Linked DNA regions of Homo sapiens: regions 2 and 3 are each linked to region 1. A link is a loop called in an ENCODE intact Hi-C map of the cell type or tissue named here. Cell type or tissue: chondrocyte. All regions are shown on one strand. Links, peaks and the distances in the headings refer to the core of each region. The heading gives the core; the rest is flanking DNA. Region 1 overlaps PALS1 (protein associated with LIN7 1, MAGUK p55 family member). Region 2 has its middle 130 kb from the start of CCDC196. Region 3 overlaps CCDC196 (coiled-coil domain containing 196).

Region 1 (11,169 bases), core at 1,154-9,153:
GTTTTGTTAGAGTAGCATTATAATGTTTGTTTATATTAATATGACAAGTACCTGATCTTTCTTTAAAAGTTTCTCGACTATTGTAAATTAGTTATGTCACTTTTTTCGTTACCTCCCATTCCCTCTTTCCTAGTCTTCCAAAAAGAAAAGTCCTATTGAGATTTTGACTAAAATTAAACCTGTAAATGAGTCTAGGAAAAACTTAGAGCACATACAAGGACTTATACAGTCAAAGACAGTATAAAAAAGACAGGGAGGCCAGGCACAGTGGCTCACGCCTGTAATCCCAGCACTTTGGGAGACCAAGGCGGGTGGATCATGAGGTCAGGAGATCGAGACCATCCTGGCGAACACGGTGAAACCCCGTCTCTACTAAAAATATTTAAAAAATTAGCCGGGCGTGGTGGTGGGTGCCTGTAGTCCCAGCTACTCGAGAGGCTGAGGCAGGAGAATGGCGTGAACCCAGGAGGCAGAGCTTGCAGTGAACCGAGATAGTGCCACTGCACTCCAGCTTGGGCGACAGAGAGACTCCGTCTCAAAAAAAAAAAAAAAAAAAAAGGACATGGAAAAAAATCTTCCCAATGTGCCTTTTTGTCAGCTCTCTTCTTATAAGGTCTGCAGAAACACCACTGACTCTTATTTATCTTGTATCCCACAATTTGAACAGCAGTTAAATTTTTAAATAGATTTTAACAGTTCTTTGGTTGATTCTTGAGGTTCGCTATCTTTCCCGCCCCAAATCAAAACAACTTTAGTCTTCCTTTCAAACATATATATATTTAGTCTTCCTTATTTTATATATATAGTTATCCCTCGGTATCAGTGGGAGATTGGTTCCAAGACCTCCCACAGACAGAAAAATTTGCAGATGCTCAAGTCCCTTATATAAAATGGTGGAGTATTTGCATATAAGGTATACACATCCTCCAGTTACCTAAAATCAGCTCTAGATTACTTATAATACTTAATACAATGTAAATAGCTGTTATATTGTATTGTTCAGAGAATAATGACAGGGAAAAGTCTTTTTTATAAAGACTTATAAGACTTAAAAGCCAGCCACGTGCGATGGTGGCTCATGCCTGTAATCCCAGCACTTTGGGAGGCTGAGGCAGGTGGATCACACGAAGTCAGGAGTTTGAGACCAGCCTGGCCAACATGGCAAAACTCCAGGTCTACAAAAAAATGCAAAAATTAACCAGTTATGGCGGTGTGCTCCTGTAGTCCCAGCTACTTGGGAGGCTGAGGCAGGAGAATCACTTGAACCTGGGTGGCGGAGGTTGCAGTGACCCAGTATCACGCCACTGCACTCTAGCCTAGATGACAGAGTGAGACCCTGTCTCAAAAAAAAAAAAAAAAAAAAGGAAATAAAGAAAATAAAACTTTTTCCTTGTCATTATTCTCTAAACATACATATATGTGCGTTCATCAGTAGTTTATAATGAAGAAAAATTTGGGAAAAAATTTAAAAGTCAAAACCGTCATTAGAATGACCTAAGAAGCTGTGGCCCAGAGCTAGATAAGAGCTGAGGGATAGCCAGAATCTAACCATAAGCTAATATTAAGAATAGATAGGAAGAATATAAAATGTCAGATTCCATCACATACAATGAGGTTACCAAAGAATTCCCTAAGAGATTAAATAATTCAACAGCCTTAAAGTGTCTTAAAAGCAAAATAGGATAACACTTAAATATCTTATAAGAAAAAGAAATTATAAAAGCAACAAAGCAGTTAAGCTTTGCATAAGCTACAATCTTATGGGGACTAGACTTCTCTGAGTAGACAATTAAATTACTGTTTAATTAAAACAATTTTCTTCGTAAAGATGGAGTCTATAACTCCTGGCGTCAAGAAATCTTCCTGCCTCGTCCACCCAAAGCGCTAGGATTACAGGTGTGAGCCATGCCTTGCAAGGTCTTTAGTAATTGTTAAAAGGGTCTCATGGCTGGGTGCGGTGGGTCATGCCTGTAATCCCAGCACTTTGGGAGGCTCAGGAGGGCAGATCACCTGAGGTCAGGAGTTCAAGACCAGTCTGGCCAACATGGTAAAATCCCGTCTCTACTGAAAATACAAAAAAATTAGCTGGGTGTGGTGGCACATGTCTAAAGTGCCAGCTACTTGGGAGGCTGAGGCAGGAGAATCGCTTGAACCTCGGAGGCGGAAGTTGCAGTGAGCGGAGATCGCACCACTGCACTCCAGCCTGGGCGACAGAGTGAGACTCTGTCTCGAAGGAAAAAAAAAGGGAGACCCCAGCCTGGCTGTTAGTGTGTTGTGAAAGACTGAGGGCCTCAGATTTCACCACTGACTGAAATCAACAAGCAGCCATAGACAGCCCAGAAGGTAATTGTATCCCTACTGGGTCTCTTCAACCTCAGGGGAATTTAAACTTTTTAAGGCCAAGGAGTTTCTGTATAATCTCTCCTATGTACCAAAGCCACTCAAAAGGACACTAAAATACTGACATTATTTTGAAAATTACCTGTACTTCTACCTTTCGGCTGTTAACTACTGGTATTATTTTGCTACGCCATGTAGCCTTTCAAACTTTTAAAATGCTGGTCTAACCGTATAGATGACACTGTAAATGTTGTTTTGCAACCTATTTTCCAATTCCTTAGAATAAATTTCTAGGATAAAATTATTAATCAGATAACAAAAGCATTTAACACTTTGACACATACTGCCAAAGCTGCCTTCTGGATTTGTACCAATTCATACCCCTACCAGCGTTGCACATGAATGTCTGTTCTCACAAACACAAATCAATTTAAGAATTATCAATCTTTTAATTTTTGGGATCTGGTATGATAGAACATATTTTTACAAGTTATAGCCATTTGAATTTCTTCTTTCATCCATTTTATCTTTTGCCCATTTTACTACTAGAGTGCTTTTTAATAAGTAGAATTTAACTGATATCCCTGTAGTCTTAACTAGAACATACTTAATATAATTTCATCCTTTTTTCTTATATCAGAACAATGGCTTTTAATCCAATATATTTATGGAAAAAAAAAACTAAGGAAATGTAAAAGACCTATTTTGCCACAGTTCTAATTTAATCATAACCAGAATCTCCAGTGTCTTTTTTTTTGTTTTTGTTTTTGAGATAGGGTTTCGCTCTGTCACCCTGGCTAGAGTTCGGTGGTGTGAACATGGCTCACTGCAGTCCTGAGCTCCCAGGCTCAAGTGATCCTTCCCACCTCAGCCTCCCCAGTAGCTGGGACTACAGGTGCATAACACCACACCCAACTAATTTTTTTGTATTTTTTGTAGAGACAAGATTTCACTGTCACCCAAGCTGGTCTTGAACTCCTGGACTCAAGTGATCCACCCACCTTGGCCTCCCAAAGTGCTGAGATTACAGGCGTGAGCCACCACGCGCAGCCATAAAGGGTACATTTTTAAAAGCACTTCACAAATACGTATTATTCAAGAACAGTTTTTTTCTTTTTTTTTTTTTTTTTTTGAGACCAGGTCTCACTCTGTCACCACGCTGGAGTGCAGTGGCGTAATCAGAGCTCACTGCAGCCTCAACTTCTCAGGTTCCAGCGATCCTCCCACCTAGCCTCCCAAGTAGCTAAGACCACAGTCGCATTCCACCACACCTGGCTATTTTTGTATTTTTTTTGGTAGAGATGGAGTTTCACCAGGTTGCCCAGGCTGATCTGCAACTCCTGAGCTCAAGCGATCCACCCACCTCGGCCTCCCAAAGTGCTAGGATTATAGGCATGAGCCACCACGCCCGGCTAAGAACAGTTAATTTTCCACACACTCAAAGAAATGTTCCATTCTTTGATGGATATATCTGTTACTTAAACAAAAATCCACCTAAGTTTTTCAACATTCTATACAATTCTGCAGGGAATTTAAAAAATCCATTCAGATGTAACTAAATCAGTCCTGTCAAATACACTCTTCCATAATAAAAGATGAAGACACAGAGACAACAAAGAGAAGACAGAGGACAGAGAGAAGAAATTCCCTTCCCCAATCCCATACAGACAGACAACAGACACAAGAAGGAACCACATGGACAGAGAAAGAGAGAAATGAAGAACCACAAGGCTAGTGAGAAAGACTGATATATGTGCTAGGTTGGGAGTGGACAAAAAAGTAAGTACTAAGGCGGGATGGAGGCACTCTGCCCAGGAGAAGGTAGAGGCAGGCATAGCAAATCTAGCTTTGGTAGTAAATTCAAGTCTGTAACAAATTTCCTACAAGGAATTTCTTTATATCTAGTTTAAATTATTTGCCCTGTAGGTGGAGCTATTTCCTCTTACCTGATTTTTCAGTAGAAATTAAGCTCCCATCTTCTCTAATATTTCACGCAACATTTAACTCTTGATTATTTAAAAGAGAGAATATATTATTCTAAAGTAAGAAAATTCACTTACATTTGGCTTTAGGATACAACTAATCAGATGAATACAAACATACACATGGGTCCACAAATCCACCCTCGTAAACTCTGTCCTCCCTCCTTGCCCTCTCCTGTCAGTCTAAAACGTAAAAGAATGGACTCTGAAACAGGCAACAGAAAGCAATCACCAAGAGTTACTTTATCAGAAAATCCTACTTTCCAATGCCTAGAACTCTGGGTAACCATGTGGAAGATTTTTTGGTTATAAGGGTAAACATTAAAATTACCTAAGGGGGTCAGGCGCAGTGGCTCACACCTGTAATCCCAGTACTTTGGGAGACCGAGGCGGCTGGATCAGGAGATCAGAGATCGAGACCATCCTGGCTAACACGGTGAAACCCCATCTCTACTAAAAACATACAAAAAAATTAGCCAGGGGTGGTGGTGGGCACCTGTAGTCTCAGCTACTCGGGAGGCTGAGGCAGGAGAATGGTGTGAACCTGGGAGGTGGAGCTTGCAGTGAGCCGAGATCGCGCCACTGCACTCCAGCCTGGGCGACAGAGCGAGACTCCGTCTCAAAAAAAAAAAAAAAAAATTTACCTAAGGAATCTCCATCTGGATTGGCATCATTTATTTTTATATATTACTCTCATTTACCCCATATGAAAACAGATAGCTTCTAGGGACCTATACCCAGCATTAAGCTTTTCCATTTCATTGTGTAAATAATTCCAACTCTTTTAACCTGTCCTCAGAAATTTCAAGTCCAACCAACTTCATGACTTTTTTCTGAAACTTTTAAGATTTCTTTTCCTCTAAACTGTAGGGTCAAATATGATACTCAGATGGGGAACTTAATATTACTAAGTAGGAGGAAATTACATCAGTTTCCAGTACATCTACCTGTGGAATTAAAATTGTGGTGGCTCATGCCTCTAATCCTAACACTTTGGAAGGCCACGGTGGGAGGATCACTTGAGGCCAGGAGGTCAAGACCAGCCTGGGCAACACAGTGAGATCCCGTCTCTACAAAAAAATAAAAATAAAAATAAAAATTTTTTAACCTAGACGAATGGAAAAACAAGATGTGGTATATTTGTACAGTGGAATATTAATTCATCCATAAAAAAGAAATGAAGTACTGATTCATGCTACAATATGGATGAACCCTGAAAACATAATGGTAAGTGAAAAGAGGCCAGTCACAAAAGAGCCTATGTTATGTAATTTCATTCATATAAAATGTCTAGAATAAGCAAATCCAAAAAGAAAGTATATTCGTGGTTGTCAAGGGCCAGGTGGTGGACAGAATAGGGAGTGACCATTAATGGGTACATATTTTGGAATTATATAGTAGTGATGATTGCACAACCTTTTTTTTTTTTTTTTTTTTTTTTTTTTTTTTTTTTTTTTTAGCACTGCAGCCTCGATCTCCTGGGCTCAAAGCTCAAAAAATCCTCCTGCCTCAGCCTCCCTAGTATGCTGGGACTACAGAAGCATACCACCATGCCCAGCTGTTTTTTTTTTTTTTTAAGAGATAGGGTCTATGTTGCCCAAGCTGGTCTCAAACTCCTGGGCTCAAGAGATCCTCCTGCCTTGGCCTCCAAAGGTGCTACTAATACGGGCGTGAACCACCACGCCTGCCTGCACAACCTTGTGAGTATACTAAAAACTAATGAATTCTACAGTTTAAAAGACAAAATTTTATGGTATGTGAATTATACCTTAATAAAGTTATTTTTAAAATGAAATAAGAAATTAGTGGTTAAGATCCACAAATTTTATGGACTACAGAGTTAGATGATCTCTCTGTAGCTTCTGGTTCTAACAAAAATTAAATTTCATTCAAACCTGTAGTGTGCCATTTACTCAAATGCTTTTTTCATTTGGTCCTCAAGAAAATCCTGAAACCGAGGCTCAGAAAAATTGAGTAACATGCCCAAAGTCAATAGCGCAATTTAGTGACATTAAAAAGTATTTAAACTCAGTTTTGACTCTATTATCCCTACTTTCCAATATGCAGCTACCGCATACATTTCTGAATGTGCCGTAAGACAACGAAGCAAATCTTCGCAGGCAGAAATAAGTTTTAAAACCTACTACTGCTTAATAAGTGGAATGAAGTTTCAACGTATTGTGTCAAAGACTGAATGATGTAGCAGTTACTTTTCTATAGAATTATGTGTATTTAATAAACAAAATTTACATTACTATACATATACTCTAATGAATTTTTACATCTTTAGGTCTAATTTTAGCAACCTGACTAAATCACAGAATTCTCAAATGATCCCAACACTTCAAACATTAAATCTAGTGACAACAGATTTAATTATTTCAATTCCAGGAAGATAAAAAAAAATTCCCTGAAGGAATGGCTAATAACATTTATTTGGAAATATCTGTAACAATAGCTAAACAAAAATTTGATAGTAAAAATAATCAACTTCTCAGAAGCAGGCTGAACTAAAACTCAAGATTTACTGGCATTGGGATTTTGTCTGTTGGCTTGAAATAAACTTTATCTTAAAGCCAACCTTTAAAAAAGTTTACAATCACACAAAATTCCAGTATGCCCCATGATCAATCAAAAGTCAGTTAAATGCCAGAATGAAATCTGAAAGAGCTATTTTACTTTAAAATGTCAATAATCTTTTGACTTAATAGTTTGAATATCCAGAGACATCTGACAAAAAATATGCAGACACTAATTAAGACTGAAACATGCTATTAATTCTATGAAAATATTTTGTTCTTTAGCTTTATTCATCCCGGTTTTCTTCCCCGTGGTGTGTTTTTCCTTCTTCACACTAATAGTATCTCATAGATTAGAAAGCCCCTAATCACAAATTCCAGGAGTCTTTTTATTAACCACTAAACAGCTCACCACAGATATATATGGGTGTGTATGTTCCCTTTCCTGACACTGCTTCAAAGACAACAATTTTATAGTCACATATATGATAGATGGCAGTCATCCCTAGTTTATTCAAGTATTCTATCTATATATTTCCTTGTCCACATCCCTGGCCCAAAATTACTTAACTGAGAACACAAAAACAGTGAAATCTATAATATAGAAATATATGAAAATTACCCTACTCTAGCTTAACCCACTCTAACCTGCATTATTTTCTTTTCCGAGGATTTCTCTCACAAGGTAGTTTGCTCTGATTATGAAAGAGAACAAAGACAATAATATTTGTAACAAAGCAAGCTTTAAAAACTAATGCCAATTTTAAGGAAAGCCTCCCTAATATCAAATTTTTTACCATTTATAATACTAATTATTCATTTGAAATCTAGTTCCCATATCACTATTTCTTATCTTTCAAAAAAATTCTAACTGCTTTTAAACAAGAAAATTCAGTTCATCCTTTCTGAGTATTTTCTATCAATTCCATCCCTGTACTTTTATTATCATACATTGTCAAATTTACAAATGCTTTTCATTAAAAACCACCCAATTACTTAATCTTGCCAATCATATTTTTGATTCTTAAAAGAATACTTTGTCTACTCACAGATAAATGATGATGTATTGTTTAGAAACTGAAGGCTTCCTCTCAGAGAAATAAATCAGTTGCCCATTCTTCCCTCATTTAAAATAAGGTTGCTGTTTCTAGATGTGAAAAAGGCTGAGAAGTTGTCTCCTGTCATATGGGTATTAATCAAATACTAGCCAGGAGACACACACAATGTTCAGGGAGTACTTCTCTTACAGTTTGATGTGTTAGCAGATTATGAACAAGAAAAAAAAGTTTGGCAAAAAGCTATTACACTTCACTTTAAACAAAAAGTTAAAAACCTGAGGCTATGACTGACAATAGCAAACTATACCTTATGCTAATTTCTCATGATTCTTACATAACAGATATCTGTGTTGACTATATCAACATAAAATATATCATTTATTTCTCAAAATACATCTTCTCCTATCCAAGAAATGAATTACAAATACCTGTTATGACATTTCAAATTACTTTAAAATAAAATACACAAAACTGCCTTAAATTCAAGGACCACACATAGGTACTTTTAAAAACCACAGCAGATTACACATTGGAATAGAGGTATCCTTTAATCTGAATTTGTAAAAAAGTCAGCAATAGAACATTCAAACAGAAACAGGAAAAAGCAAAAAAAAAAAATTAAGAGAAATGATGTCCAATTTTGTGTGCTTAGGCAAAACAAACAAAACCATAAACTCACAACTGTTCTCTTACTAAGTGAATCCGGCTGAAGCTATATTTGTTTCTTTACTGTGATTACATGAATATTACCTATCAGATGGATACTTACACCTGATTCTAAGTAAACCAAATGGACAAATACTTTAATCTTAAGGGAATGTAAACAGAAAAACAGAAGAATCAATCCAGGTTTGCACTGGATATAACAAACTTTCTCCAATAAAATATTTTCAGAATATTTTAATAAATAAATAAATAATAATAGAGTGGTGGGAAATGAAGGCTAGTAAGAAGCAATCAGGAATGAAGTATTTTTACTCTAATAAAACCCTCAGGAAAAAAGAGCATAAAATTCTTTCACATAAAGGTATTAAAAAAATGTAATCTTTTAGCTTTCACTGTAATTAAAATGTCTGAAGGCAGGAATTTAGCAGACTTCACTATGACTGAACACATATCTATGATTTCTTAAAACACAGAAAAGCATGTACATATGAAATGTGGATCCTGAATAAAAATTTATAACAAAGAAAAGAAGATGATGTGATGTAGTAGAAACTGCTCCAGACTTGAGACGGGCACAGTGGCTCACACCTGTAATCCCAGCACTTTGGAAGGTCAAGGAGGGCAGATCATGAGGTCAGGAGTTGAAGACCAGCCTGACCAACATGGTGAAACCCGGTCTCTACTAAAAATACAAAAATTAGCCAGGTGTGGTGGCACATGCCTGTAATCCCAGCCACTCGGGAGGCTAAGGCAGGAGAATCACTTGAACCTGGGAAGGCGGAGATTGCTGTGAGCCGAAGATTGCACCACTGCACTCCAGCCTGGGCAACAGAGCAAGACTCCACCTCAAAAAAAAAAAGAAAGAAAGAAAAGAAAGAAAAGGGAGGGAGGGAGGGAGGGAGGGAGGGAAGGAAGGAAGGAAGGAAGGAAGGAAGGAAGGAAGGAAGGAAGGAAGGAAGGAAGGAAGGAAACTGCTCCAGAGTTGGAATAAAGAGACTTAATGAGGAACAAATCTGGCATATACATGGTACCTTTGGCCAAATTAGAAAAAGGTGCTCTATTCTGGGTAGCCACAGCTCTGGCCTGGTGAGTGAAACGCAGGCTGGATACCGGTTTCCATTCAAACCATTTTGTGTAGTACATCAACACCTGATCTGGCAAATTCAAACTTGGCTCTACCATTGGTGTCTTTAAAAAGTTGTTTAACTAAGGTTCAATTTCTTTATCTCCAAAATGGAGATTACAGAGTACTGTTAACAGGATTATTTTATTACATGAAACAATGTTTGCTAAAACACTTAGTACAGGCTAAACAGACCCTTAAATGAATGGCAAAATGATGACAATGACAATAAAAACTTTCTCCTTCTACAAAAAAGTAGAAATATATCTTTTTTCACACCTAAAAAATAGCAAACCACCAAAAAATAAAATGCTCTCCTAACACTAGTTCAGTGAGCACTTGGGTGTATGTGCACGTGCAAGAAGGGCAGGCAGTAAATTCAATGATTAAATATTCTAAGTTTGGAAACATGCATTTGATATCAATCTCTCTTGTAGATTCACAATGCCTAGTAACATTCTAACAGCTATGAGAAGTCCCGTGATAAGAAGCTATTTAACTTATTTAGCCCAGAGTTCTCAAAATCCATTTGGTCACAGAATTCTTTTGGTTCGGTTGTATCTACTTATATCTCATAGGACTTTTTTTCCCCCCACAGAACAGAATTTGGGGATATAGAAAATACCATTATTTTAAGTTTATGATACCATATGAACAATACCAGTTCTTTTTATTGACAATCATTAATTTAAAAAAATCAAAGAATTTAAACTGTAGTTACAAATTTATTACTATTTTACAAAACTTTAAGGAAATCAGAAATTCAAAATCTGAAAATTCTTTTTTAGTATTTTGCATAAAGTTTGTGGTTTGATATAAAAGGTAAATTTCAAGGCTTTAAATGTTAGGGCCCATGCAGAACTCTTTAATATCTAAAAAAACATGTTATAGTGACTTAACATTTAAGCCACATGCTTTTAGCTCTATGTTGGTAACAGTAAACAATAGTTATACGGCGTTTCCACGAAAACAAAGGATCTTGGTCTGGAATTCAAACTGTCATTACTTACATTCTCTTAAACCCTCTTCCTTCTCATATACATTATAAGGCACAGATAAATTAAAGCAAAATGTTTTCTGTTATACCTCTATTTTTACTTACCTAATATTTTCACAGCATAATGAGGACTTTCTAAGACAATTCCTTCCTCTGTATCAAACATAGGGTTATCTATTCCGGTCTTTGGAGGAATTTGGGCTAGTTTCTTAAGTCTCATGGAAGAATTAAGGTCAAGTTCTTGCTTTTTCCCTTCTTCCTCTCTCCTACGCCTCATGTCCTCCTGTTGTTGCCGAATACGCTCCAACTGTGCACTTCGACGTATTGGCATCATCCTGGTGCCCAAATCTCCAGGGCAGTCAACAGCCATCTCTCGGTGCTTCTGATGTTCCTCTGGTGATGCAAGATCAACATTTTTTACTTCGCTGTCTGATTCCTCTGTAACATGCCCATTCATATGGGATGTTGTCATGGTTATCTATGA
Region 2 (11,169 bases), core at 1,664-9,663, 920 kb after region 1:
AATCGAAGGGTTAAGATGTTCTATGCATAGGGAATTCTGGACGCATAGTATCATAGAGTCCTAAAGCTGGAAGAGGCTTAAGATTATCTATGCAAATGGAGATGAGTTTGGGTGTGAGATACTTTAGGGTCTGGCTGCAGCACAGAGTCAATTGGAAGTCAAAGACCTGACAGAAAAACATATTTGTTCATGGAGATATAGCAATGTGGATCTGGGAAAGAAGGCAGGAGACAAAAGGCAGGCTTTCTCTGGCCCTGAGATGGGAAGTGACTTGGCTAAGAACACTTCCCTTTCTCATGCTACAACTCAGGTGGGCCTGCTTTCTAGAGCAGCCAGTTTGGAGATGTGAGGGGAACTAATCTTCACTAAATGAATCAGAGAGAAGCCAGATGTTTGCACCTGGAGTTGGGCTGCATGATTCCTGCTGCCTGCTGCTGGCAATTTGTTTCTCGGTCAACCATGAGACCTTTTGTCCGCAAAATGAAGCCGTGAAACACTCCTGCCAGAAAAGCAAGGGAGAGAGTCCTCTTCCCACTGCGCCACCATGAAAGTAGCATACTTGGTGACAGTTGTTGTTTGAAAGTGTTGATTAATCATGCCATCTGCCCTCTGAATCCTGAACCAGTTGAGGACTAGGCATAGGAGTCCAAAATGGCTGGGTGTATCTATCTTATTCCAGTCCCAGGGGAATGTGGCTCAGAGTCCAGGGCAATATGGACTTCATAGTCTTCCCCCTCTGAATTGAACTTATGACCTCGTCACAGGTAGGGAAGCGAGATTCCACAGGGCTGAAAGGTAGACTTTTATATCGTGGAAAAGTCTGGAGTGTGAAGGAAATCACCTGAGGGTTATGGGCAGATGGTGTCCAAAAGAGAGCCAGTGAGAGCTAGCCACATGCTCAGGACACTTCCGTGCACCAGCAGATGGGACATGGAGGGAATGCAGATGATGGGGGGAGAGTGGGAGGACTTTCTCCCCAGTATACCAAGAGGGCACACATTCTTATTTTAAGATCTGATGTAGGAACAGGGGGAGAAAATAGCTCCTCTACACCCACCCTCTCTTTCTCAGTGAAACCTACTTATCTCCCTACCTTCATCCACAGTCCTCACTAGCTGCTTGTCTCGAGGTTGTCTTCTGCTCACTTTGTGTTCTCCTCCAGCCTGCACAGTGGTGAGCACAGAGTAGGTTTCTTTGCAAATCCATGTTCAGAACATGGTCTACACCTTGGTGAAACAGCAGGTGGTTGTCCCAGGCTGGCTACTCCTTGAGACAAGGATCTGGGTGCCAGTAGTTCATTTGGGAAGTGATGCCAGGGAACACCAGTAGAAGAAGGGGGAACTGAGTCAAGGAAGGAAAGGGTGTTATCAAGCAGGTCACCACTTGGGCAACTGGAGCTTCTGCCCCTGGGGAACTCTATGCCAGTACAGAAAAAGATGCCCAAAGCCATCCTAGTGAGAGTGAGAGACTCAGGTTGTTTATTTACCATATTCTATTAGACAAGTAGTCTGCTAGATACGTGCACATGATATGCAATTTTTGCTTTACGGAGTAAAACTCCATCTAGCAGTTAGATGTGAGATACTCACCAGCTCCCTGTGGCTTCTCTCTGTGATTTTTGTTAATTTTGACACAAGACATTTTCTGAGCTCTGCTCTCAAGTAGAAATGTACTGCAGTAAACTAACACAGCAACAGAAAACCAAACAACGCATGCTCTCACTCATAAATGGGAGTTGAACAATGAGAAGGCATGGATACGGGGAGGGAAATAACACACACTGGGGCTTGTCAGGGGTTGGGGGAAAAGGGGAGGGAGAGCATTAGGACAAATACCTAATGCATGCGGGGCTTAAAACCTAGATGACGAGTTGACAGGTGCAGCAAACTACCATGGCACAAGTATACCTATGTAACAAACCTGCGTGTTCTGCAAATGTATCCCAGACATTCAAGTAAAAAAAAAAAAAAAGAAAAAGAAAAAGAAAAGAAAAAGAAATGTCCTGCAGTAGTCTCCAACAGTTCATCCACTGTTGGTACTGAGAAACCCACCCTCCAAGGACCTGTGGGGCTTCTGACACATACAAAGACAACAGCAGCCTTGAGCAAGCTCCATAACCATCTCTGTCAGTGTGTGAGGTCTTATAGAAACTATCAAGAAAGAATGGCAGGTACTGCAGTCCTTCGTAAGCTTCACAAAATGCCTCCTGCTGCCGAGTTGCTGACCTTATTTCAGATATTTACTAGTTGAAAGCAAATTGGCTCTGACAAGTTTCTTTCTCTCTGAGTGTGGCATGAACCTTACCTGCTTTCTACTTGGCCATTCAAAATGCTGTCATGGAGACCTGGACTGACCTTTGGGGTTGGCACCTGGAGACCACCCCTTGAGGCCACTGTCTAGCTCTTCCTGGGATGAACAGGAAAGTAAATCATGAATAGGTGATGGGTCCTGGGAAGGCTGCCTCTCAAAAAGATTCATCAGCTGAGCTTCCTGGCTCCTGTCCTGCTCCCTGCTCTCAGCCTGGCTCCTGTCCTGCTCCCTGCTCTCAGGAATCTATGCTCTGTCCAGGCACCCCGAGAAGCCCCCTTGGCTGGTCCCAGGTGTCTCCTCCCACACCTTTGCAATGCAGCTCTCACCACATGGCAACTTATTCTGCCGTCTCCCCAGGGCCTCTTCTCTGTTGGGCTTGGTGGCCAGTGGAGTCTTTCCTGGAACCTCGAGGGTCTTACTTTTGCAGAGGTAAGGCAGTGAAATTCAAGGGATTATTTGCCAATTCTGCTGAATTTAGAGACAATATAGTATGGAAACACATTTTTTCAGGCTATAGTTCAAGCATCTTCAAGGGCAGAGCTCTCTATTAGTTTTCCTATGATGCAAGCAAAATAGTTTTGGGGGTAAAAATTCCAGTCTACATAATTCAGGTATGCAAAAGTAGAACTTTATTTCTTTTCCCCAAATTTGACACTTGTTATGGGTTGAATTGTGTCCTCCTCAAAAAGATATATGGGAATCCTAACCTCTGGTACCCAGAATATGACTTTATTTGGAGATAGGGTCTTGACAGAGGCAATCAAGTTAAAATGAGGACATAACAGTGGGTCCTAATTCAATGTGAAGGGTGTCCTTATAAAAAGGGGAAATGAACACAGACATGCACACAGGGAGAACTTCATGTGGAGATGAAGGCAGGGATGAAAGTGATGCTTCTAGAATCCAAGGAATGCCAAAGATTGCCGCTGAACCACCAGAAGCTAGAGGGCAGGCATAGAAAAGAGTCTCTCCTTCCCTGCACTCAGAAAGAACCAACCCTGTTGATACCTTGATCTCTGAATTCTAGTCTCCAGAACTCTGAGATGATACATTTCTGTTGTTTGAGCCTCCCAGTTTGTGGTGTTTTGTTATAGAAGCCATAGAAAGCTAATACAATGCTCAATTCTTCTTTTTCACTGGTGGTGATAAGCTTGCCAATTCAAAGCACATTTGAGAGTCTTCTGTTGAACTCAGTATCTTTAGAATAAATACTCAGGCAATTCAGACTTGCCTCTTCTCTCCCCTTCTGTCCTACTCTCCTGCCTGTGGCCCTGGGCAGAGCTTTCCTCTGTGGATTCTGCTGCTATGTGTCTGTTTCTTTTTGCTGTGTTGGCTCTAAACACTCTGTCTATTGCTGAAGTGTCCACTTCTCGCAACTTCCCTGGCTTCAGGTCACTGTGTCCAACACATTTACTCAGTTTCAACATTCTCATCTTACATATGAGGCTTCCCCAGGTCTTCCAGCTGATTCTCAGCCTCACCTGCACCCGTCTTGTTTTGAGTGATGTGGGGATGGGGTGGGATTAGGCAGGGGTGGGGAAACTTTGCAGATATTCTCTTGAGCCTGTCTCTGGGGCCACAGGCTGCCAGAGCAGGGAGGTAGTAGTTCCAGGACATACGTTTGCCATCCCAGACCCATTCCACCACCATTTTGCCTCTCCTCTGGCTGCCCACATGTCCAGGGACTCTCTGTGAGGCCAAGGTATATGAACCCCGAGGCATCACTGTAGCAACTGGAAACAGAAAACATTCTGAAAGCCGGTCAGTGGGAGAATGATTAAATAGGTGAGAGAGTATTTTTATTGTGGAATACTATGCAGCTGTTAAAAATCTGAGGACACTCTCTATCCTGACATAGAAAGATCCAAGACCTATTGAATTCTGCAACAGCATGGATGGCATAATTCTGTTTTCATAAAACTCTGTATGTGTGTATGCATACAAAAGCACAGAGAATCCTGGACGTATATCCAAGTTATCAGTGCTACCAACAGGGGACATGTGGATTAGGAGAGAGAGGAAGGTATGTGAGAGGAGATGTTCCCTTTTCCCTAAAAATCCTTTTGTGTAGTATATAAAATATTATCGGGACTATATTTATAAATGATAAAATTTTAACAACAACAAAAAATCCTCAACAAATAGCATAAACCATACTAAGAATGGCCTGCCTGTTCCTTTCTCAGTGCCTCTAAAATAACCTGTTTACTTTCTTTATTAAGTCTAAAAAGGATCAGGCATACTTGTGGAGTTTCACTGAATTCTCTCTTTTTCACTGAGATATTGTTAGTGCAAAACTTTAATGAATAAATAAAGGACCAGAAAATACAGCTCCCAATTGCTCTCCAGACCACAGCCTATGTTGTCACAGAGGCCTCTGGCAATCCAAAAGGAATAAAGTTGAATCAAGTAACAAGGGGAAATCAATATCTTATTCATGTTAAACCTGCCCTAATGCCCTCCATTATGGGAGTCACCACACAGAGAATCGATCTGTTTCTCTTCTGGTGGAATGTGGGGGCTGTAACATTTTCATTTATATATATTAACTTTTAGGAAGGGAACTTCACTCATGGAGCCATTTCTTATCTCTATAAAACCGGCAGATTTAACAGCAGAGTTTCAGAGCCTCTTATGTTTGAGCTCCAGTTTGCATACTAAGTAAACATTCTAAGAAATAGTTCTTGGGTCAGGACAAGGATAATAATGATCATTAATAACCATCACTCATTACAAGGTTCTTCTTCCTCTGAGCTCTTCTAACCTACTGTTTATAAATGCATTTTAATTTGCCAAGCGCACTCCCCCACCCCTCCCAGGCAGACACACGCTTGCAGGGAGGTTAATTGCTACTGCCTTTATGAGCCCTGACCTGTGCAGACAGCATTCTCGGATCACTTCTCCCACCTCTGGGGCCGAGGTTAACGGTCACTGTGCAAGACTGCTTGGGACAGGGAGTGGTAGAATCTAATTACTGGCTCTTGTGGGGTGGACCCGTGAGTGCGTCTTTATGAACATGATGGGCTGAAGTAATCTCCAAGTCTGCGTGCTAATGACCTTCTGAAAGCTATTGTTATTTCCAAGGCCCTGAGGAAATTATATCTTAATTGTGAGTCTAAAATGCCCCCTATTAACTCTCTCTGTTGCCCTTACCTGATTCTTATTGCTCTGAAATCTGCTTGATCCAAATGCAACCAAATTACTTCCTCATTTTGTTCAAGAGATCCTAGATTATTTCTGTTTGAACCACCATCCCCTGTGTGGGTCCCTGTCCTCATTTGTTTCCAGCCTTAGTTGGTCCTCTCCCTAACTGGTAGATTTCCCCACGGGTACGAGTGCATAATTCTCTCTTTCTAAACAAGTTGCAACAGATTTTCTGTTTTCTGCTTTTTGAAGATATGGCTGGACATCTTAAAATACAGATTTTTGCATCTTTATTTTCTTGACTCTCTTAGTAGGTGAGTCATTAGAAGTAACAAAGAGAAAGCAGGATTAATGGTGAACATTATAAACATAGTTGGAAATAGTATTTGCGAGCTACTATTAATAGGATTTCCCCCCTCTGATTTGTTTGTGTGTTTCAGTTATGTATATTAACATTTATTTTGTCCCTGGGTTAATTCTTTATTCTCTGAAACTCCAGGAAAACAACATTGCTGTGTTGTTAACATGCCGGTGAATATTCTGCACATATACACATGCCCCTGCTGTGAATCTTTCTGGCAGACATTGTTTTCTCTGAGGGCAAGAGCTAAAATTTAAAAGCATCTCACCTGACAAATGATTAGGGAATAATTCTTCTTCAACCAAATGCCAAAACAAATCAGCTCCCTAAAGTGATGTGAGATCTCCTCAAGCTGTGCCTGGTAATATTAATAAACGAGTAGATGCCTCTGCCCACAGCTTGTCATTTCAGTGTCCCCCCCAACCCTACAGGCATCAAAGCCAAAAAAAAAAAAAAAAAAAGCTTAGGTTGCCTTTAGGAAGTTAAAGCCTGCCATCTTGTGGCGAGTTCATACAATTACACTAATATTTCATCAAGTTTAAGAATCGCATCTTGGAATTTACCAAAGGTATTTTTGGCATGCACTCACAAATGGCATCTGATGTATTTGGGCTGCGCTTATTCTCTGATAGGTACCAAAAGCTCTAAAGCTTGAAAATGACTACGAGTGCATCTTTGACATCTTGCCTTTGAGAAGCAAGTGAGAAGGTGGATGCTGGGGTGAGAGCTCTATTGTACTGTCAGGTTCTTCTAGGATTTGTAATGCTAAAAAGTGGGACCATCTGGGATACCAGTGACTGCAGCTGCCTCCAGTTCTAGGCAAATGGGTAATTTCTTTAAGTGCCCTTCTGATGAGCAGAAAAACTTCAGGCTTGTTAGCTCAAGAGTCATTTGCAGATACACCTGGAGAGATCATAGCAGGTGGTGCAGTAGAGCACCCAACTCAAGAGGCTGATCCATCCATTGGGTGCTCAGCAAATGAAAACTAATGATGCCTGTTAGTGGTTGGGGAATTTTCCTTTAACCTGGACAAATGGGAATTAAAAAAAAAAAAAGGCGCATCTTCAAGCATAATCCTCTGGCTTATGCATTTTGAGGTTAGAGAACAACACCTGGAAGATTTGCTTTTAAAAAACTATTTGTCAGATTTTAATGATTTTTTTCCACATTCTGCTCCTGCTTTCTACAGGTTCTCACAGTTGGAAAATGACAGGAGAAGGTGTTTGCTATGATATATGCAATCTATCTGGTGGTCAGAACATGGGAAAAAGAGGGGGAAGTTGGGCTTATCCAGATTTAAGCTCACTTAAAAAGCAAGAACAAGTTTGAGGGAGCTGAGTAATTTACATACTTTCAGACACAGCTGCACAATTCTTTTCAGTTTTCCCATCTGTGAGCTAGAAACGAAGGGAATGATCAAATTTGCCAATTGATTGCCTTCATGGATGTTAATGCAGTGAGGCAATCTCTAAGGTTGTTAGTGTAGCAGGGTATGTATCCTCTATTAAAAGGGGTGCACAAACTTTTAATTAAATTTGATTAAATTCGAGGGGTTTTTCTTCTTGTTTTTTCAGTACCATTTGATTCAATCAGGTTGAGAATAGAGAATCACTTTGAAGTAAATGTTCCTTGTTCTTCAAAGAAGGCTTCAGTAGGCTTCCTTGGTTATGTAAATGTCAGATAAGTAAGCCTCCTGGTCCCAGGAGAAAGCTGGAACAAGACATCCTGTGCTTTGAGTGGTTTAGAAAAGGTTGCCTCTTGGCCGGGGGCGGTGGCTCATGCCTGTAATCCCAGCACTTTGGGAGGCCGAGGCAGGTGGATCACGAGGTCAGGAGATCAAGACCATCCTGGCTAACACGGTGAAACCCGGTCTCCACTAAAAACACAAAAAATTAGCTGGGCGTGGTGGCGGGTTCCTGTAGTCCCAGCTACTCCGGAGGCTGAGGCAGGAGAATGGTGTGAACCCGGGAGGTGGAGCTTGCAGTGAGCTGAGATGGCGCCACTGCACTCCAGCCTGGGTGAAGAGTGAGACTCTGTCTCAAATTAAAAAAAAAAAGAAAAAGAAAAGAAAAAAAAGAAAAGGTTGCCTCTTAACTTGTATGAGGAATTGGTGGTGCAGGGCAGCATGGAGGGCTGTTGTTGTTGCAGTTGTGTGGTCTAGTAAGATGAAATTAATTAAATGCCTTTTGGATTTAGTTGATAGCTTCCTTTTTTCCTTGACTTACCTTGACTTTTGTGCCCAAACACTCCTGCTTCTTGTTCTGCTTCTGCTCTTAGCTCATCTCCTTTGCAAGGCCATGCTCCTCTGACTATTCTGTTGACCATCCTTAAGGCCTTGGTCCTGCTAAAGTATAATTTTCAAGAAGGTAAAATCAAGACTCTCACACAAATACAAAAGGAATACATCAAAGGCTTTATGTAACTTATTATTTAGTGAAGAAACCAGTATGTTAAAATCAGGTCAAAGGAAAATTTGAAGGCACACATAAGTATACTTAGGAATGCAGAAATGAATTTGCTCATAGATGCAAAATTGATAATATATTGTAGAAAAATAAAATGTAATGCTTGGGGTCAGGGTCATCTTTTTCACCCCAAGGTAAAAATAAATTTTATGTCTGTGGGAACAAAATTTATTCACAGTGCTATGGACAACAGTCATCTGCATTTCCATTAGTTTTCTACAAATTAACTTCTACCCCTAGAGAGTAGTGAAATAGCCTGGCCAATAGGAAGACAATCAATGATGCCCAGCTTTAAAGAATCAAATCACTCCTGGAGGGTCTGCTAGACAGAGCCCAGAACTCTCAGTAATCTCATTTACTCATTTTTTGAGTAAAGGAAAGATTTTTGAGTTGAGGAAAGATTTTGACATTTTTTCCTGACAGACTTGGGCATCCAACCATTCTGTGCTCCTTCTGGGCCATCTCACCTAAGCCACAGCTTTGATTACCTCCAATAACAACTGACTTTTAACTTTTTATCTTCTGCCTAGTCCTCTAAGTTCCAAATCCATACCTCCGTATGCTTACCTGGCAACTCCTCTTAGAAGTTTTTTAGGCTAAGAGAGAGGGCAATTTATATGTTAGAAGAAGAGGAGAGGTTTGAACTCAGCATTATATGATTTCAGAACTGGAGCCAAAAGCCTGCAACATCAACACGAGGTAGTTTTTGGAGGTGTCCAAACTCAGGGGGCTGGAACCTATGTGGTAGATCTCTCCTTTTTGTGTCTTATGGTGGGAGGGTTTATTGTCTGGGGAGGAGGAGGGTGGTGGAATGGACCTCACTGTTTTTCTAGCTGAACTACAGATAAGAGCCTATGCTGCTGGCTGCCCATGGGGAGAGTTGCTCTTTCCTGTTGATGAGGCAGGAGTAGCTGATAACCTTTTTCTACAGAAAAAGAGTTTGAGAGACTGTGGATTCTGGTGTTGTACCCTTGAGCTGCCTCCTTTTTTTCTTCCTATACAAGGAGAGAAGGCTCCAGCCTGTGCTCTGGGTGGTAGTGGAGTAGAGAGTTGGGTTTTTCCAATGCGGTTGCTTCCCAAGTCTCCCGAGGTTTATCCATATTTTCTACCTCTGCCCTGCTGACCACCGTTTCTGCTATCCTGTCTCCCTAACTTGTCTTTCCTTCAATGTCCACACATTTAAGAAGAATGAAATCTCAAGCCTCATCAGTCCCTGACTGGCCTCACAAGTTTAGCAGGAATTTTGATCTGTTCAGGTGCTTATTTCTTCCTTTGTTGTCTCTTTTTCTTCTCTTCTGGCTTCTCAGGCCTAAACCCAGAGACTGTTTAATCAGTTGGTGATCAAATGAAAACAAATGTCAGAGAGGTGACGGCAGCTAATAACCAAAGCCCTTCCTCAATAGAGAATAGCTTGCTGTTGGAAAAAGTAAATTTCCACCAGGTAGAAAGTATGTGGGAAATATTATTGAGCAGGGGGAGCCCAGCTGCCTGCCAAATCTAACCACTTGTCTGGTGTTTCATTCTTTTCTCTGCCAGGGAGCCACCATTTACACAATCCCTGCATTGGCAAAGACCATCTCAGTGGGGACTTACTAACTTTATTGGGAGGGCAAGAGAGGTCAGGTTGCTTGACATTAGTGTCCACACAGAAACCAGAGAAAACACATTTTGTTAAACATGGCATTCCCTAACATGTAAACAGTTTTAACATAATGTTTTTGATAATAAATTCTAGTGCAAAGAGAACCAAACTGGAGGGTCACGGGATACAACTGGGAGGGACACTTATTTCACCCCTTTTTACTCGAGTTACCAGCCAAATCACAGAAATGGGCTCTGCACAGTCTCGTCAAGGTGGCCTGCAGTATCCACGAATTGTGTGGCCTGCAGTATCCACGAATTGTGTGGCCTGCAGTATCCATGAATCAACTGCAAGTCTCATGTCAGCTCCTGAAAGGCAATGGGAGCGGGTGAGGAGGAGCAGCTTCTGCCCACGTAATTCCTCCTCCCTGACCTCATGACCTGCCCAGAGCTGTGCCCCTCTGCCCACTTTCCTGGGATGACTCCTAGCCAGGGAAGGCTCTCAGGTCCCAGGTACACTCTCAGCCTGCTCTTTCTGAGCACATTCCTAGTCTTATGAGATTAAAGGCTCTTCTGCAGCCAGAGAATCCTACACACACCTCCTTTGAACTCCAGCCACTCTGAAAAGCAAACAAAAAAAAAAGAAAGAAAAAAATCTGCCTATAACATATTTTTGGAAATTCTTTTCCCTTTCTTTCCAATCAGAACTGAATGAAACTACTTTCTTGCTTGTATGACATTGCTTATTGGTGCAGTACTTCAGATATCAATGCCTTAGAAACATACTCTTTTTTTTTAGGGTTTCTGTCTAGGAGTGAGGTAAACTTATCCCCTGCCAACTGTCTCACTCCCTTTCCAGGAAGGGTCACCTTCCTCTAGTTATATTGGGTGAAAATGGGCTTTAAGAAATATTATTATTAGCCAGACATGGTAGCTTGCACCTGTAGTCTCAGCTACTCAAAAGGCTGAGGCAGGAGGATCACTTGAGCTCAGGAGTCTGAGGCGTAGAGTGCTATGATCTTTCCTGAGAATAGCCACTGTACCCCAGCCTGGGCAACATAGTGAGGCCTCATCTCAATATACACACACATACATATATACACACACACAACATATGAGTGTGTGTGTCTATGTATGTATATAGTTTGCATACACACATATATGTATATATATGTATATTTAAATTAAGGTATAATTCACATATAAAATTTCCACTTTTAAGTTACAATTAAGTGGTTTCTACTATAGTCACACAGTTGTGCAACCATCATCATGATTTAGTTCCAGAACATTTTTATCACCCCCACA
Region 3 (10,893 bases), core at 2,894-10,893, 790 kb after region 1:
AATTGGAAAGTAATATTAATTGCCCCAGAAGCTATTTGATTTCTTAAAAGGGCTCTGTCTGCAATGCCTTCAGTTTTTAGGATTCAGTATATATATCAAGAAAAGATAGTCCAAGCTTAAAAACTGACATGGATTGACTTTAAGTGGACCTTTTAAAAAATCAAAAGCATCATGCTTTTCTACCATTATTCATTGGTTTCTATGTAACTAAAATTTATCTTAAAACCCAGCATCCCCAGAAAAATATTTTTCCTTAAAAAGCAACGTACAAAACAAAAATTATTTTGTTAACCTAAGTAATCTCACTTTCCCTAGGTTGACTAATAATTGGGAGAAATATAGTTTCTAGGAATGTTTATATCATGTTTTATACTTAAAATGAAACTTAAGTTTTCATGTTAGGAATCATAAGTGAATTTGTGAAAGAAGTAGAGAAGATGGATTTTTAGTTGTCCTGAAAAATTCTCACTTTTGCCATGTAATAATTATATTTCATATGTATCTGCCTGTGCATCTCCTGCCGTGAAATTGACTGGTTGCAGACCAAGCCTCCCTTTCCAGCACGGGACCTTGTTCTCTTCCCATTTCCTAATATTTGTTGACTAAATACAGAACATATGAATCAACAGGGACTTTGAATTGGTAGCAATGCAGGCTCCTTCCAAGGTGCCAGAGGGACCAATAGAGATTTTACTTGGCGTGCAACAGGTTACAGAAGCCTCTACCAATAAAAGGAGAGACACCACCTAAGGTGGCCACTGTTCACATAAACAACACTAAAACTAGATTTTCTGCCTGGATCTACGAGTGTAAGGCAAAATGTTATGTGTTGTCGCTTCCCCTCTTTGATTATTGCAATTCTAGACTAAAGATGAAAGTATCAGGCTGTTGTTGGCCTTATTTCATTTAGGAAGTGTGACAGACATTACTAATCACTTTCTGGCAATGCAAAAAGGCAACTTTTTGGGATAGAATGTTAGCTGATATCCTCTGCATGGCTAGAAAGTCAAGATAAAATAAATGAGATAAGTTACAAAAATAGTCTACCCAAAGTTACGATTTGTAAATGTATTGCTGGTGGGACAGGTTTTTCCTCAATTGACCTTGAAATTGAAAAGTATTGCCCATATGTGGTTAAGGTTATCAGAGATTTTATTCTCAGAGGAATATAATCAGAATATTATGAGCACAAATAAAACTATAATAATGATGTTTCAATCCCAAGTACTTTTTGATTACTAGTTCAGTTTACTATAACTTGATTTGGAGATAGGAATACCCTAAATATAGACATATTCCCACCAAATTGTAAGGTAATAGCCCTCTCTGTAATTTAATATTGGGTGTATCAGTTAATCTCTTGGGAGTTTGAGTAGCTTGAATAAGTCTCTGACCTTTTGAATAAGTTGACCATATAAATTTGTCTGTACTCACAAAACTGAGATCCATTTCCTGGATTCACTGAAATGCAGACACTCATGAGGAGTCACCCAATCTAACTGATAACTTTATACTGCCCTTATGAAAGTCAGAGTCCAATATAAAGTCCTAAAGACAAAGTAGGATAACAGGCTATCCCAGTTTTGTGTTTTGAAAAAATTGAAAGGTTTGGAACATTTGAAGGAAAGATGTTAAGCCTGACTGGTAATGAACATAAAATGTAAATACTTTGGCAATGGCAAATAATTCACTTTTTAAGAAGTTACAACCTCAGCTACCAAGTAAACTACTTTATTCCATGCCTTAGTTAACAACAAACAAGAAAAAAAAAAAAAAGGAGGGAGGTCATATACGAATTCAAACTCACTGTAGTGGTTAAAAAAAAAAACAAACCCATAATTTTAAAACATTCAAATGATGCTCTTTTAATTTAATTTTAAAATTGGGAATCTAAAGCCCTGAGGTTAAATGACTAGTTCAAGGTAATCAGTAGTACATTCAGATTTTATATTTTCATCTTTTGTTCTCATTGCTCTGTCTAATCCAATTGACTTGGAAAATCTCTCAGGACTGCCAGAATCTCCCAGGGACTAAATAAGTACAGTGATGGCTTTCTTGAAACAATGTAAATTACATACTCCACTAACTCAGTTGGTAGAATATTAAACTAATCACCTCAGGGTTTTAGAGGCCATTATTTTTGTGGTTAGGAGAGGAAAGATACAATTTAGATTGGAATATGAACTGGCAGTATTAATACCTAGGCTCTGGTAACCAGCCCTGGCCCCAATTAACTGTAGGAATTTAGACACCTTTTCAATGTATCTGAACTCCAGTATCCTTTTTTGGAAAGTGAAGGAAACTTTATAGTTATTTAAAGTTCCTTCTAATGCCAAAATTCTGTGATTTCTTGTAAACCGTTTCCAGTGCAAAAGTACATTTAAAAATTCATATTTAAAATGCATCTTTAAAGATTTAAATTGACATTGAGAAAAAGAAGATTTTGAATTGGCTGGCTCACTTTGCTTATTACCAGAAAGTATGAGGGATTCCTACAGATTATGAAGTGTTTTGTGACAAATCAACTCTTCTATACTGACATGAGATAGGAAATTAATGACAACTTAGAGTGAAAGAAAATATCTGAAGATCTCAGGAACTATGATATAATCCCGTGGTAATTAACACAAGGCAAGACATCGAGAGACCTGGGACTTGGAAATTAACTTTCTGTGGCCTTCTACATATCATTTACTGAGCCTCTTTAAAATGCTAGGCACTGTGTTAAGCAGTCAAAATGAAAAGATAGCAAGATAGAATCCTGGCCCTCAAAGAGCTCACCACCTGATGAGGAAGGTAGCTGGATAAACCAATAATTGCGATAGAGTTCAATTAGTGCTGTGACAGAAGTAAGAGAGCCTAGCAACAAGTCTCAAACCTGATTGCCCATTAGAATTTCTTGAGAAGCTTTTAAAAAATACGGATGCTTTTGCCCTATCGCTCAGTTACCATAATTTAAATTATCAGGGGCGGGGCCCAGTAGAATGCTATTTTTCAAAGCTCTTAAGGGGATTCCAATACACAGCTAGGATTGAGTATCAGTGGGATAGAAGGGCAGCACATTCAGTCCTTAAGACAAACAGGCAATGGTCATAGCTAAAGGAGAGAAGTATCCTTCCACTTTGTGCATGGACCTAATAGAACTAATGATACATGGGGAGAACTGTAAATATTAATAGTAATGTGGAGCTCAATGTGGGATGTATGAGAAAAGGGGGACATAGTGAAAGATGAGACAGAGAAGGTAGGCAGGAGGCATATCATTTATGGTCTGTGAAGGACCTTGGACTTCAGCGAGAAACCAGTAGGGGAATGACATGATCTCATTTATCTTTTATAAAAGATAGCTTCAGTGGTACTGTGGAAGATGAATTAGAGGAACTGGAAGCAGGGGAAACCAATTAAGAGGCTATGGTAATCCAGGCAGGAAGGAGGGCCTGGGGAAAAAAACAAAAACAAAAACAAAACCACAGTGGTACTAGGAAAGTGGATGATATTCAAGGAATAGATAACAAGGAGGCAGAATCAACAGGTCATTTTGATGTTTTTGGTGAGAGAGTAAAAGAAGTCTGTGGTATATAATTTTACTTATTTTATACCTACTTTTTCTCATTTCCCACTGTTGGATCTGTCCACAATTACATACTTCAGAAGTGGAGAGAAGCTCCTTTTTATGGACTTAGTAAAAACATATTGTATAATGTGGTTGAAATGTGGTCATTTCAAATCCAAAAGCTATCAAAATAATCAGAGGTTGTTTACAATCCCTAAATGACTACATTCCATACATGTTTAAGGCCAGACATCCAACATTTCCACCCAGATTGGTCGGGGGAGAGAGGGAAAACAGCACTAAAACAAAGGTGCGAGAGATTTTAATTAACACAAATGGCTGTGCCTAGTCTTTAAATCTGTCCAAAGCAAATGGAGCGAAAGCCTGCTAATTCTTCAGTGCTTCATCTGGCAATGACCTCAGAAAAAAGAGTCTCCCTCCTGTATTATCAAGCTGACTTCCTTTAGTTCCTTGTTGTTCTGTGTAGATCTTTGTTCCCAGAATTCTCTAGACAGGAAAAAACAGAGGAAAAAGGACAGCTAAAATATTGAGTACCCTAGCACCCACTCTGCAAATCCCCTAAAATATTAAATTAGAATATATGTTAAGCAATGCATTCCAAAAATCTATACCCACTATCTATTCAAGCCCTTAAAACGATTTTTTGTTTGTTTAAAGAAAGTAGTTCTCACCACATGGTGTTCATTTCTGCCAGTAGTCACTCTGTCCATAGTTGTAATGCCCATAGTACCTAAGGGGAAACATTAGGAAAATAAGAGCTTCTTTTGAGGGGGAAAAAAAAAAAAAACCACTAGTTTTGTTTTGTTTTGTATCACTGTGGGTATTAGCATTGATGTGAATTTTCTGATTTTTTTTTTTTAGAAAATAACTTTGTCAAACAATATTTCAGAAGTTGGAGTGGCAGACTGTTTTTCTGTTTACAGCTCATGTCCCACAGGGGGAAAAATCATTTAAGAATTATATGCAAGTAAATAAAGAAGTGGAATAATAAGTTATGTGTATATATACATACCCTCAGATAAACCAGATAGATATATTTCACAAAAATGGTCAATTATAGATAGTGGAGAATAAACAAAAGATAAAGGTGAAGATGGGGAAGAGAAAGAGGAAGCAGACAGAATGGTAGGCGTAGGGTGAGAAGGGAGGCAATGAAAAGGAGAAAAAGGGAGAATTATAGGGTGCTAAATACAACCGATAGTGAGTCTGTTCTAAATTAGAGTTGCCAGACTAAAATATGGGACTCCCAGTTAAATTTGAATTTTAATATAAACACCAAATAATTTTTCATATATCTCATGAAATATTTGGGACACACTTATACTAAAAATTATTTGGTGAAATTCAAATTTAATAGGGTATCCCTTTTTATTTGCTAAATATGATAACATTTTCCTAGACATACTGCTGCACTCCTGAGTGTGTGATGCCCACAAATTATGGAATCTGTTGTCACCCATTAAAATAATATTAATAAGGGTACAGTTTATTTTGTCAAGCTTCAAAATTTATATTTAGGAAGAAAAGAATTTTATTCTCCCCCTGAATTTCTGTGAAGTATTAAAGAAGTAAAAGAATGACTTAGTTTAGAAATTAACTTTATAACCTATTAATACCATAAACCTAACTTTGACATTCAAAAGGTTCAGGTTGCCTCAAAGCTTTAAAAAGCCTGTACTTGAAAGCAACAGTACTGCTTATCAAGGACCCGGATTTGAGCTAGCTGTGGTTTTCCGCCCCTGCCCTTCAGCATTTTAGCTTAACACTACTATTTTCCCTTCAGCAGCACCTGCTGAAGTGTAGTTCAGCCATCAGGAAGAATAATACTAAAGTGAAGTAAAGGTTAAAGCCAGGAAGAATGACTTGCTTTCAGAACAGAAGGAGTTAGAGAATAAATAAGGTCTCAAAGAGTATTCATTTCCCATTTCGCTGGGCTTTCATCTGAATTTATAAGTGTAGCATAATACTCACATCCAACGTTCAGGTTTTTCTCAGAAGAGCTCAAGGAAATGCTAAGAGTTGGTGGGGATTGAGGGGAGGAGAGAAAAGCAAAGCTATCAGAATCAAATGTCTTAACACAAGTTATATTATTGCTGAAGATAAACCTCTTCTTTAAACACCAGCAGATATGATGGGAAATTCAGTTGAATTTAGAGATTGCTTAGCACCTGTGCTCTCTAAGATAGGTGACTGCCAAAGTCCACAAACTTGCCTTCTGGACTCTATAGAAGTTAGGGAGGGCCTACAATACACCCTGAATCAAATTATAATTTTACACTGGTGGAAAAGTAAATCCTTTCAAATGTCACCTGTCTCCGGAAAGATCAAAAGTAAAGACTTCATCGTAGGTATAAACAGACTAAGTGAGGCAGCATGCCAAAGAGATAACATGGATGACGGTAATGCCACATCCTGGGCATCAAGGGAATTCACAAGTAGGGATTTGTTGAAGTGTAACAAAATCAGTAATATTAACACAGGATTGTATTTTGCCAGCTACACAGATCATACCACTGCAACTCAGCCAACCAGCACATCGGACAGTGGGAGGAGGAATTCTTGGCTAAGAGTACTGAGGTAAACTCTTCATCTACTTGGAAATGCTTAGAACAGAAAAGCCTGTACCCTGATTTACTGAGAGGTGTGTCCAAAATTATATTCCACCCTTTCTCTAAGACAGGTTTGTGCAATTCAATTCTTTTGAAACTAGAGAAAAAGAAACGCTGTCCTGTAACACTGTTAAGTATACAAACTTCAAATAAGCACCATCTTTTATTTTTTGTTTAGTGCTCATTTTTTCTTTTAGTGCCCCAATCGCCTGATTTATCTGTGGTGGAAGGGAACACTATTCTACAAGGATTGTGGAGGAAGTGGGCAGTGACTGTTTTTTGAAATGGAGATAACTGTAGTACAGGGAGTAAAATACTAGGTAAAAATTATGCAACAGAACACTGAGTTTAACATGGTCTAATCAAGGCTGCCAGTAATACACCTTGGTGCCAAAAGAGCATGTGATAAAACATCAAGAAATTTTTTTCTTTTTTCATTTGATACATGAATGTGGCACCTTTTGTCCTGAGAGTAATAGAAGACCGATCTCTCCCACAGCATTTCATGGTTCCTGAATTACCACTCTGTGGACTTGAAGCCTGGATGTGGTTGGTGCCACCTACTGGGCTAAATGCAGAGTTAACATTTTCTTACTGAACAAATTAACCTTAGGAGTATGCTTCTTCACTGAGAAGATTATACGTTAAACAGATAATAAATTTGGATTCAAATTATAGCGTTTAGATCTAGAAGAGGCATGAAAAGTCACATGCTTTTACACATCCATTTTGTAGCATAGTCTAGGGAATAAGGATTGAATATGGAGCCAAGAAGCCTGGCTTCTCTGAGCTTGTTTCTTGTTCTATAATACCTTTCATAGAGTCACTGTGAGGGTTGCACAAGGTATTAAGTTCTCAGCATGCTCCATGTTAATGTTGTTTGTATTTTTAAAACCTGAAATTAAATGACTTTTCCAAGTCATATAACTGGTGAGCCTCAGAGGAAGGCCTGCAACTCATGTATCTGAGTCTTAAATTCAGTGCTTTTTTCCTTAAATTACAATTTGCCAAAATTTGATGATGAGATGATTTTAGGTGGCAATTGGGATAAATTTCGGTGTTGGGACAAGGCATTAAATACTATAAATCACAGTGAGAAAATTATTGCCTTTTCAATTATTTCAAACTTGATGGCATCAAGGAGAAAGTTGCAGTTTGGTGCTGGCTTTCTTTAAAGTTCTCTATGTCTTTTTTTTTTTTTTTTGATACGAAGTCTCGCTCTGTCACCTAGGCTGGAGTGCAGTGGCGTCATCGCAGCTCACTGTAACCTCTGCCTCCCAGGTTCAAGCGATTCTCCTGCCTCAGCCTCCTGAGTATCTGGGACTATAGGTGTGTGCCACCACACCTGGCTAATTTTCTGTATTTTGTTGTAGAGATGGGGTTTCACCATGTTAACCAGGATTGTCTCAATCTCCTGACCGCGTGATCCACCTGCCTCAGCCTCCCAAAGTGCTGGGATTACAGGCGTGAGCCACCATGCCTGGCCAAAATTCTGTATGTCTTTCTAATCTCACTTCCTAATGGAGATAAAATAGATCTCAGGCTTATGTATTTTTCTAGAACATTAAAATCTTGTTTTTTGTGTATTTATTATTAAGTTTACCTTCTATTGTGGAAAACTCTATTGATTCTTCATTTAAAATAGTAATATAAATTTTATTTTCAAGGAATGCATTTAGGAAACTAAAGAAGTCAATGTAAACAACAAATATTGAATAAATAATAGTCCAGGTGATACACAAAGTTGGAAAATACTACAACACCTACCATTAAGAAATTATTACCAAATAGGTTGGTAATAACCTCTTTACATAATTAGTTTTAAAATCCTTTATGAAGAGAATATTTGTTTGCTTTTAAATAATCAAATACTAGAGGTGAAAAAATAGGCCACATAACCAAAATATAGGACTCCATTAGATTTCAAATCCACTTGGGCTCAAACAAACCTATAGAGTTTGAATACATGTGTTAGAAAATGAAACTGGCCCATAATTAGTGCTAAATGAATGCAGAATCAATTTAACACATTGATCCATTGCCTGTGGCTACATTAATTTGTGGTAACTAAGCCGTATAGTACCCTATCATTTAATTCTCCAGGAACATAAAAGGAAAGGAGAGAAAAGAAGATGTGGATCTGTGGCTGTTCCAATTCAAAGTTGATTCAATGTTTTACATGCAAGGAGAAAAAATATCTCCTGAGACAATCAAGTTGAATGGAACCCTTATTTACTAATTTAGACTTAATTTGATTCTGGAGCTAAAAAGCTTTTGGCTCTTTACCATATAGATCCCTTGAGATGACCTTCAGCTAATTTTGAATGAAGTAAAACAGGGACTTGTCTGTCTTCCTCATAACCCTCTTCTCTTCTGTCTTTTAAATTTGTATCTTAATGATTTAATACTGCTTCTTGTTGCATTCCAGGATTCTTTCCAATTTTATGCTGTCCAATTCTTATTAGAACATAAATTGAAAGAAAAATATGCATAGAATACTGCCTGAAGGATAGTCAGTTCAGTCTTACTAGTTTTCTAAAATTTACCTATGGATCAAGCCAGACCAGAGAGTCTTATGTACCTGAATCAAATCATCTTGAGGTGATTTGTCACTTAAAATAAATTTCAGATTAATATCTTTTTATCAGATTATGCCAAAGAACAGAGGAGAAACAACCTAGGAAATTTAGATTCTGAATTTATTTTGAAATATTGTTGAAGACATTGGCGACTATCATCACACAAACAATGTCCTGCCCCCATTATATGGACCTGGAGGAGAAATTTCTCTCAGATTTCAACACCAGGAAAAACTATGTTTCTCCTGAGCAATTGGTTTGTTGTTACTTCATGAGTTTCATAAATCCATGTTTCTTTTTACTGGAAAATTCAGAACCAAATTTGTAGCCTACCTCTGCCAGCTGTACAGTACTCTCATTATGCATTCTTGTGTATTTGCCCGGCTTCAACTTATTTTCCCTTTTCTTTGATTTACTCATATATTTATTTAACCCTATGTGTTGACTGTGATTTTTGTAAGCTGTTTAAGCGCTTTACAGAATAAGACTAAGAAATTAGAAACATACATACTGATACTGATAGAACATTGTCATCCCTTGGCCATGATTTCCCATCTCGTGTCCTTTTTGAAAAATGGAGTTCATATTCATAGATACTTGAAAATTTAAGAACTTTTTCCCTGTCCTCAGAGCCATCTCTATATTCTATTTTTTAAATGAACTATATTATTTTCTCTAATATTGCCGTAAATTCTGTGGGGAAATCGCTGAAACTCTCAGAGGGACAACTGGATTGACAAAATTCACAACCTTTGTCAGATGTCTGTCTCCTTGGCCTTCTGCTTTGAAGTAGCAGAGTCTATTCCAGCAAGATTAATAAGATTAAACAATTCTAATTCCTAGAAAAGGGGATGAGGTGGAAAGGAAACATATTTTATTGAGTGCTAGCTATATATCAGCTACATATGCTAAGTATGTAATATATTACTTTATCTTTACAAAGGAAAACAGTTCTCCCAGAGAGAATCTTTGCCTTAGTAAAGAAGCTTCTGAGTCATAAAAATGATGATAGGCCGGGCGTGGTGGCTCACACCTGTAATCCCAGCACTTTGGGAGGCCAAGGCAGGTGGATCACGAGGTCAGGAGTTCAAGACCAGCCTGGCCAACATGGTGAAACCCCGTCTCTACTAAAAATACAAAAATTAGCTGGGCATGGTGGTGCGTGCCTGTAATCCCAGCTACTCGGAAGGCTGAGGCAGGAGAATTGCTTGAACTGGGACCCGGGAGGCAGAGGTAGCAGTGAGCTGAGATCGCACCACTGCACTCCAGCCTGGGCAACAGAGCCAGACTCTGTCTCAAAAAAAAAAAAAAGATAATGAAAAAATTAATTACTGTACTACTAACATTTAACTTACTGTGTGCCAGGCATTGTGTTGCTCACTTTACAAGTAAAGGTCTCCAATATAAAATAAACAAAACAAAACCTCAAACTGTGTACCTGGGATATTCTACCTACCTTGGGACCCAGGAAGATTTAAAAATGCTTGCATTGGCTCAAAATTCTGCTGCAAATACAGTGATAATTTCAGGTCATTGGCCTTCTGGTAGTTCTTCAAGGCTTCAATTCTCAGCTCAATCACTTTGCCATGAAAATCATTCTGAAAGAGAATATTTTCCAAAACTACACATATAGGATTGGCTTCTCTGAATCCATTGTTACCTGAATCCTCTTTACCCAGAAGTTAAAAAGTAATTCCATCATGCTCAGTCTTTAAAAGTTGGGTAGAAAGTATTTGTGATTTTTCCCCATTTAGAATAGAACGAAATCAAGAATATAGGAAGAAATACCATTTATTCCAAGTTCAGAGATAGGTCCCTTCAGCTATCTTTCTATGATACATTTGTTTTAGCAGGGCAATCGGTAATCTAGGATGTGGGGACTGGGCTTCACAATATGCAGCTAAAAGCCTTTGTATTATATGAATGAAATTGCATCCTATATCCAGCCTTGGAAGATCTTAGTACCTGAAGGATGTTATTTTGTTCCTGATACTTGACCCATTCCATTTTCCTCTGTTGCTTTTCCTGGTGGAAGAAAGAGCCTCTGGGTGACAAAGTAAATTGAGATCAGCAATCAGTTTTCTCAATATGCTGCAAAAGCCTTATAGCAAAATTATAGTGTCGCAGATTT

The links. Peaks named below come from ENCODE experiments on the same cell type or tissue, not always from the same donor. Only the 100,000 strongest peaks of a DNase experiment are listed, where the experiment ranks them.
Region 2: a loop joins it to region 1, with 9 times the contacts of the local background. A loop is called at or near these places in 13 of 110 quality-filtered maps.
Region 3: it touches region 1 in a loop (3-fold over the local background); 9 of 110 quality-filtered maps call a loop at or near these places.

Annotation. Positions count from the first base shown.
Region 1 is chr14:67,279,159-67,290,327 of GRCh38, reverse strand. It overlaps PALS1 (protein associated with LIN7 1, MAGUK p55 family member), which reads right to left. Exons shown (of 15, transcript NM_022474.4): 3 at 10,791-11,169. The coding sequence starts at 11,157. It also overlaps a transcript of GPHN not described here. Among named protein-coding and RNA genes, the nearest start is that of PALS1, 43 kb to the right of the region's middle. In chondrocyte, for the core only: CTCF peaks have their summits at 4,074 and 4,276 (motif pointing right); no DNase peak of the experiment used is centred there.
Region 2 is chr14:66,354,762-66,365,930 of GRCh38, reverse strand. No RefSeq gene overlaps it. Among named protein-coding and RNA genes, the nearest start is that of CCDC196, 130 kb to the left of the region's middle. In chondrocyte, for the core only: a CTCF peak has its summit at 6,309 (motif pointing left); no DNase peak of the experiment used is centred there.
Region 3 is chr14:66,491,520-66,502,412 of GRCh38, reverse strand. CCDC196 (coiled-coil domain containing 196) reads right to left here. Exons shown (of 10, transcript NM_001351576.1): 7 at 10,728-10,787; 8 at 10,219-10,360; 9 at 4,246-4,304; 10 at 3,860-4,060. The coding sequence ends at 3,941. Among named protein-coding and RNA genes, the nearest start is that of CCDC196, 11 kb to the right of the region's middle. In chondrocyte, for the core only: CTCF peaks have their summits at 6,527 and 6,749 (motif pointing left); no DNase peak of the experiment used is centred there.